Regions from separate parts of the Homo sapiens genome. Here region 2 is linked to region 1. The links are chromatin contacts, found by Hi-C or POLR2A ChIA-PET in ENCODE. All regions are on one chromosome and are shown on one strand. Each heading gives the region's core, a stretch centred on a gene start or an enhancer-like site at or near the end of the contact. The rest is flanking DNA. Distances are from core to core; before and after follow the strand shown. Region 1 overlaps NEPRO-AS1 (NEPRO antisense RNA 1). Region 2 holds the start of BOC (BOC cell adhesion associated, oncogene regulated).

Region 1 (3,823 bases), core at 976-3,475:
ACAGGCACGTGTATGTTCATCGCAGCACTATTCACAATAACAAAGACATAGAATCAGTCTAAATGCCCATCAATGGTAGACTGGATAGAGAAAATGTACATATACACTATGGAATACTGCACAGCCATAAAAAAAAGAACAATATCATGTCCTTTGCAGCAACATGAATGGAGCTGAAGCCATTATCCTAAGTGATGTAATGCAGGAACAGAAAACCAAATACCACATACTCTCATTCATAAGTAGGAGATAAATATTGAGAACACATGGACACAAAGGGGAGAACAACAGACACTGGGGCCTCCTTGAGGGTGGAGGGTGGGAGAAGAGTGAGGACAGAAAAGCTACGATGCTTATTTTTTTTTCTTTTTTTTCTTTTTGTTAGTATATGTGCTGCTGAAGTGAGCACTTTTTTTTTTTTTTTTTTTTTGAGACGGAGTCTCGCTCTGTTGCTGAGGCTGGAGTGCAATGGCACAATCTCGGCTCACTGGAACCTGCGCCTCCTGGGTTCAAGTGATTCTCCTGCTTCAGCCTCTTAAGCAGCTGGGATTACAGGAGCACGCCACCACGCCCAGCTAATGTTTGTATTTTTTAGTAGAGACGAGGTTTCACCATGTTGGTCAGGCTAGTCTTGAACTCCTGAACTCAGGTGATCCACTCGCCGCGGCCTGCCAAAGTGCTGGGATTACAGACTCGAGCCACTGCGTCTGGCCAGTACTATGCTTATTATCTCTGTGATGAAATAATCTTTTACACCAAACCCTCATGACATGCAATTTATCTATATAACAAATTTGCACATGTACCCCTGAACATAAAATAAAAATTAAAAAAAAAAAAAGAATTATCTCTTCTCCATATGCTTGCCAGCACTTGTAATGGTTTGTCTTTTTTTTTTTTTTTTTTGAGACGGAGTCTCACTCTATTGCCCAGGCTGGAGTGCAGTGGCGCAATCTCGGCCCACTGCAAGCTCTGCCTCCCAGGTTCACGCCATTCTCCTGCCCCAGCCTCCCAAGTAGCTGGGACTACAGGAGCCTGCCACTACACCAGGCTAATTTTGTATATTTTTAGTAGACACAAGGTTTCACTGCGTTAGCCAGGATGGTCTCAATCTCCTGACCTCGTGATCCACCCACCTTGGCCTCCCAAAGTGCTGGGATTACAGGCATGAGCCACCTTGCCTGGCCTGTCACAGTGGGAGATTTTAACACTTCTCTCAGCAATTGATAGAACTAGATAAAAATTAGTAAGACATAAATGATTTGAACAGCACTATTAATCACCTTGGCCTAATTAATATATTAGAACACCTTGGCCTGGATGTGGTGGCTCACCCCTGTAATACCAACATGTTGGGAGGCCAAGGTGGGAGGACCACTTGAAGCAAGGAGTTCAAGACCAGCCTGGGCAACATAGCAAGACCCTGTCCCTACAAAATTTTTTTTGATTAGCTGGGCGTGGTGGTATGCACTTGTAGTCCTAACTACTCGGGAGGCTGAGGCAGTAGGATTGCTTAAGCCCAGGAGTTGGAGCTTGCAGTGAGCTGTGATTATGCCATTGCATTCCCTCCTGGGCAACAGAGCAAGACCTCATCTCTTAAAAAATAAAAAAAGTTACAATGTGCACCTTTTAAAGTTTGCACAATAAGGAGACGAGAGAGAGGAAAGATTGAACATTAAGATAAACATAAGCTGTTGGAAATTTTGTTGAAAGACATGTTCCATGACATTGATCTTACAGAAAGGTGTGTGGATTTCAACCTAGTCATGATGGATTCTATACCTCATTCTATCGTGCTGAGTTACCATGCACTAGAGATTTAATTTCTCTAAACCCGTTTCTCTATCTGAAAGATGAGAGTAATAACAAATGCCACTCACCACTATCCTGAAGCTTAATTAATGTTCGTAAATGCTTTCAGAAATTTGGAAGGGCAAGATTTTTATGAATACAACACATTATTTAGAAAAGCAAAAGAACACGATCAGAGAAGACTTGGATTGTTTCCCTCTACATAGCCTTTTAATGAGATTCCTCTTTTTGTCTTATAAGGGAAGAAAACCAAATCAGGAGATGACTAATCTCACTGGCTAATCTCTTCCCTTAATGTTCTCTGGACACACAATCTCTCCTAAAGGAGCATGTTGGAATTTTGTCGATCAGATTTCCACATCAGTATAAATACATTCTTTCCTAGAAATATAATAGTGAAACAAGAAGGCTGTGGTTTTTTGAGGAGCTGGCTCTGGGCCCAACAGGCAGATGTTCTTGATCTTTTGCTCTACCTTGGATCTTGTGCAAATCACAGTGCTGTTCAACTTCCTTCCTCATCTGTATAATTGGAATAAATGTGCCACTGTCTGGGAGGTCAAGTGAAAATTAATTAGCTGTGTTTCTTTTTTTTTTTTTTTTTTGAGACAGAATCTCGCTCTGTCGTCCAGGCTGGAGTACAGTGGCGTGATCTCAGCTCACTGCAACCTCCACCTCCCTGGTTCAAGCAAATCCTCCACCTCAGCCTCCGAAGTAGCTGGGATTACAGGCGCACACCACCATGCCTGGCTAATTTTTTTGTATTTTTAGTAGAGTCGGGGTTTCACCATGTTGGCCAGACTGGTCTCGAACTCCTGACCTCAGGCAATCCACCCGCCTCAGCCTCCCAAAGTGCTGGGATTACAGGCGTGAGCCACCACGCCCGGCTGCTGTGTTTTATTTAAGTTCTTCTCCATTGATATTTCAGCACTTAAGTTCTTCCCCATTGATATTTCAGCACTTATGGCCAGCTAATTTTTTTGTATTTTTAGTAGAGTCAGGGTTTCACTATGTTGGCCAGACTGGTCCCGAACTCCTGACTTCACGCAATCCACCCTCCTCGGCCTCCCAAAGTTCTGGGATTACAGGTGTGAGGCACCGCGCCCGGCCACTGTGTTTTATTTAAGTTTTTCTCTATTGATATTTCAGCACTCTCTGCAGTCCTTAGTCGGAACAACACTTCTAGACATTACTTCAATCCCACCACCACGAAATTCTTAATGGAAATGTATATGAAAGAATCTGGGAAGTTTACTAATCATTAAAGATTGAGGTTTCTGTGAATTTCCTAAGATTAGATTTTTAAAAAGGCACAAGAAATCTTTGCCAAATCTATTGACCCCTTTCAATTATGCATTTCATTAAGAACACCAAAATATAAGAGTCTTTTTCCTTCCTCTCTGATTTATCTCTTTGTCGCTGTTTCTCTCTGAATCTCTCTGGGTTTCACTCTTTTTCACTCTTTCTCTACTCTGTTTCTCTTTTCCCTAGGATCTAGTGGACATGTGAAAATGAGTTTAGCTGAGGTGTAATAGCAAAGTTAGCCACCTTGCAGCCTCACTGGCAAATAAAATTCTATTAAACACAACTGTCATCAAACTCATTAGTGCCTCCTCCCCTTGCCTTCTTGCCATTGGGTTGCTAACAAGTTACAATGTTTTTCTCTCTCCTCTCCAGTCCCCCTTGTTTCAAGTTTTGTTCTCTCCTTCTTTCTGCACCGCCTGCCCTGTTGGAGATGCAGGGGCTGCCCCTGTGGCCACCATTGCCACCACCCCCCAGCAGACAGAAAGGCTAAAATGTCAAAAGATGCGTCGGTTGCCTCTGACAAAAGTGCAGATCAGATCTGAAAGGGGATAAATATGATAGGGGGCCCAATAATAACAGTGCGCACTTGTTAACTACACAAATCCAGCAGGAGCTGGGGGCAGGGAGGGCGGGCATGGTGGAGAATAGAAGCTGCCTGGGCAGGAGCCCCTTGGGGGAAAGTGAAGGGGGGGTCCTCCAGCAGCCACCA
Region 2 (4,037 bases), core at 845-3,344, 130 kb after region 1:
TTGTGCCTTGGAAGGAGGACAAAAGAAAGTGGAAGCTAATATAGTCAATGACTGGAAAGAAAAATAGGTCTTTGAGAATGTTGGGGGAGATTGTTAGAGATTAAAAGGGAAGGAAAATTAGGATGATTAAGTAGGAAAAGGAAATGTAGGTGGATAATGCACAGAGAGAGTTCAGAGTCCTTTTCACCTTCTTGCTGAAAATGCATCATCCTCCAGATCCATTTTGCCAGAGGAACATGCCTAAGAATCCAGGCACAGAGCTGAAAGTACTCGATAAATCAAAAAGGAAATTGGCTTCTGCCTGAATGACTAAATACCGGAGAAAAAATAGTGCAAAATATGGAATAAAATACATTTATGTTTCCTTTGTAAAGGTCTTTTGGTTCAGATTCAATTAGAGTCCTATACTCAGTGTAAAGTATGTATGTTTACTGACAAGAAACAAGTTAATAAAAAACAAAACAGGGCCGGGTGAGGTGGCTCACGCCTGTAATTTTAGCACTTTGGGAGGCCAAGGTGGGCAGATCACTTGAGGCTAGGTGTTCAAGACCAGCCTGGACAACATGGTGAAACTCCGTCTCTACTAAAAATACAAAAATTAGCCGCGCATGGTGGCAGGTGCTTGTAATCCCAGCTGCTTGGGAGGCTGACACTGGAGAATCTCTCGAATTCAGGAGGCAGACTTTGCAGTGAGCCGAGATTGCACCACTACACTCTAGCCTGGGCGACAGAGTGAGACTCTGTCAAAAAACAAACAAACAAACAAACACACACACACACACACACACACACACACACACACACACACACACACACAAAACCCCCAGAGGCCCAGAAAAGTTAAGTGACTTTCCAAAGTCACAGTGGCTTCCTGACTCCCAGTGCAGCTGTCCAGCCACACAGGGAAGGCAGCACCCCCATTCACCCTACTACTAGCCTGGCTGTCTTATTTCCAGGACAGCTTCCTCACCAGCTTGGCACAAACTCCCAGTTCACTTTAAACAAATGGCTTAGCCCTGCTGGGACTTGGTTTTCTCAGCTGCAATGAAGATACGGAATGGATGACCGCTCACAACCTGTGCTTCATTCCTAAAAAATAAGAAGGGAATCCAATTTGCCACCAACTCAACATTTGCCTTCTCACTGCCCTGGAAAGGTAGTTTTTAAAACGTGGCCCCTGACCTGCAGCATCAGCATCACCTGGGAACCTATTTGAAATGCAAATTCCCAGGTCCACCTACTGAATCAGAAACTCTGGAGGTGGGGCCCAGCAAAGGGATTTAGCAAGCCTTCCAGGGAGTCCTGCTGCAGATCAAGTTTGAGAACCACAGCTCTGAAAGTTTTCTGACCAACACACACGCGCGCGTGCGCGTACACATACACACGCATAGGTAACTAACTTTTCCGTGGCCACTAGCACCCCCAACCCATGCCCCCAACCCCAGCCCCAGCTCTCCCTCCCCATTCCTCCCTGGCTCCATCCTGGGATGATGAATGGAGGTCAGGGCGCTGTCAATGGACGACGCGGCAAACCCTCCCCAACCGACCGAGGGGGTCGGGGGAGGCTGCGTTAAGGCTTCCCTGAGATTGGTTTCCTTATCATTTTCTCCACCGCCGCTGTCCCATTTTCTGATGAGTTTGCTTTTAATGATTTATCCAACAGTTTGTCTTGCAGAAGAAGAAGACCATTGAGAGGTGGGTGTCAGGAAAGTCTTGGAAGAGACTAGGCGAAAGGAGGGAAGGATTGTACATGGAAGAGCAAGGGTGCGAGGTGAAGCTAAAGAGAAAGTGAAGGCTTCAGGGGAGCCCCCTGGGTTCGGGGAAAAGGGAGAAGATGGTGCTTTTGGTATGGGAAAGCAAAAGAAGTTGGAGGAGAGCGCGGGTCTGAGGCACAGCAAAAAGTGGGTGTTAACGGGAAAACTGCCCTAGAGTTTGGGGGACTTTTTCCAGCTTCCTTTCCAAGACTTTTTCTTTGCTCCATTTTGCTCCTCCCCCTCCTCCCAGCCTCCTCCACTCCCTCCTCCTCCTCCTCCTCGCACGGTAATGGGAGGCTCCTAGGCAGGAGAAGCAAAAGAAGGAATTGTTTGCGAGTTCAGTCATCCAAAAAGCTTCTTCCATATGGAGGGACCGGGTGCGCTGGGCGCGGCGTCCCCTGCGTTGTCCTCCTGCTGCCGCCCCCGCGGCCGCCGCTTTCTGCCGCGGGGACCCTGAGCCCCGGCCCGCCGGTGTCAGCCGCCGCGCGCGCGCACAGACACACACACAGAGACACACAAACACACACAGAAAAGACACACACGCGCACACACGGCGCGCACACCCTCACGCCCGCCACAGCCACAACACGCCCGCACGCGCCCTCCCTCTCCGGCCCGCAACTTCTCGGTCCTCGGCTCCTTTGTTGCTCCAGCCGCGGCCGCTCGCCCGTGTTGTGTGTCCCCGGTGTCACCGAGCGTGTTGTGTGTCCGTGCGGCGCGGCGCTGTGTGGCTCCCTCGCGCCCACCACGCTGGCCCCCGGGCCCCGGCTCGCCCTTCCCAGGCGCCGGCTGCAGCAGAGGTGAGTCACGTCGCTGAAGTTTGTTTTCTTTTCATAAAAAGTTGTGTTTACTGTTGGTTCGGGGAGAGGAGGGGGCGGGAGGCGGCCGCAGGCCGAGGCAGCGCCAGCGAGTGGCTGCCGGGGGACGTGCCGGCGGCGGGAGCCGGGTCCCAGCGCTCGGCCGGGCGCCCGGGGCTGGGAGCTGCGGCCGAGGCTGGGCGCGCCGGGCGCCGGGCGAAGAAGTTGGGGCGAGGCGGGCAGCGGGGGTCCCGGGGGCTGCAGCCGCTACGGGGCCCAGGGGCGCCGCATCTCGTTCCCTGCCGCAGCGGTCTGGCCGGGCGATGGTGGTTTCGCCTCAGCGGTTCCCAGAAGCTTCTCGGGTGGAAGAAGGATCCAGCCAGCCTCCCAAACTTCCACCGAAGGTTGACACCAGCGCCCCGGCCCCATGCTCCAGGCCGTGGGGGGAACCCGAGGCGTGGCGGCAAATGCGTAGAGTCACTCAACACGCACTCGGCCTCTTTGGAGGGTGAGGGTTTCTCATAGTTGGCGTCTTCTAAAGGAAAAACACTAAAATGAGGAACTCAGCGGACCGGGAGCGACGCAGCTTGAGGGAAGCATCCCTAGCTGTTGGCGCAGAGGGGCGAGGCTGAAGCCGAGTGGCCCGAGGTGTCTGAGGGGCTGGGGCAAAGGTGAAAGAGGTGTGTGTGTGTGTGAGAGAGAGAGTTCGTGTGTGCGTGTACGTGTGTGCGCGCGCGTGTGTGCGTGTTCGCGCCAGCAGCGTCCTCCTGGGGTTTTTGTTGATGTAACTGTGAGAAGGTGTGGGAAATGAATCTCTGGAACCAGTGGGACGGGGCTGTGGGGAGGGCAGGGAACCCAGGAAGAATTTTCATGGGGGTGTTGAAGGGCCTGCTTGACTTTCAGGATGTTCAGTATTAATTTGCTTTTCCAGGTGATGGGAGAATGCTGAGGGATGAGAGAGGCAGGCAGACCTGAAGGAGTTAATGGAGCCTCGGGGATTTGTTTGGCAGAGTTTTGTTTTGGGGATGGGGGTGGCAGTGCCAGAGTTGCTTGGAACAGAGTTGTGCTCCTCCAGAGATGTGGCAGTAGAGCTAAGAATACCGAAACCACACACCAGCAATCCCAAACTGGCACTTTTTGGGTGTGGTGGGGTGTTCTGCTGCTCCCCTCATCCCTTCTCTGCAAGTTCAAATGGGTTCGCCTAAGTTTTTGACCCAGAGTTACCTCTTTGAGTGGACTGAGTGAAGATTATATTTTGATTTCAGGCCCTTGTGCCACCTGCAGATGCACTGTGCCCAGCACACATTTGTCACCTAGTTCTTTGTTGTCCAGAACTCGGTACACATTGACCATTGGATGAATGTCATTTTAAAACTTCAGTGTGCAGACATTTCTGATTTATTCCACGACTGGGTCTTAAACAGGCAGCCCAGCTCTGTGATGGTTTTTTTCATCCCTTTGGTTACAGCCAATAAATCAATCTTCG

The links. Hi-C counts contacts between places; a loop is a spot of excess contacts on that map. ChIA-PET counts read pairs that join two places held with the same protein, here RNA polymerase II (POLR2A). Pooled maps may share reads with other maps.
Region 2: POLR2A ChIA-PET joins it to region 1 with 12 read pairs in HEK293T. The contact joins the promoter of BOC here to the enhancer-like site in region 1. A Hi-C loop is called at or near these places in 1 of 168 maps with a recorded cell type or tissue (IMR-90) and 2 of 50 pooled maps. POLR2A ChIA-PET finds 5 or more read pairs at or near these places in 1 of 52 experiments (HEK293T).

The regions. Positions count from the first base shown.
Region 1 is chr3:113,082,811-113,086,633 of GRCh38, forward strand. The region is part of intron 1 of NEPRO-AS1 (NEPRO antisense RNA 1); the gene reads left to right. The region is part of intron 1 of LOLI1 (lncRNA oncogene in liver cancer 1); the gene reads right to left. Among named protein-coding and RNA genes, the nearest start is that of LOLI1, 20 kb to the right of the region's middle. Within about 2 kb of position 2,226, at least 3 of the 41 ENCODE cell types and tissues checked have a DNase peak (open chromatin) inside an H3K27ac peak, as active enhancers do.
Region 2 is chr3:113,209,463-113,213,499 of GRCh38, forward strand. BOC (BOC cell adhesion associated, oncogene regulated) reads left to right here and starts at 2,095. Exons shown (of 20, transcript NM_001378074.1): 1 at 2,095-2,554. It overlaps LOC124909486, which reads right to left. Exons shown (of 2, transcript XM_047449436.1): 2 at 1-2,818. The coding sequence ends at 2,093. RefSeq lists an enhancer at 2,456-3,107.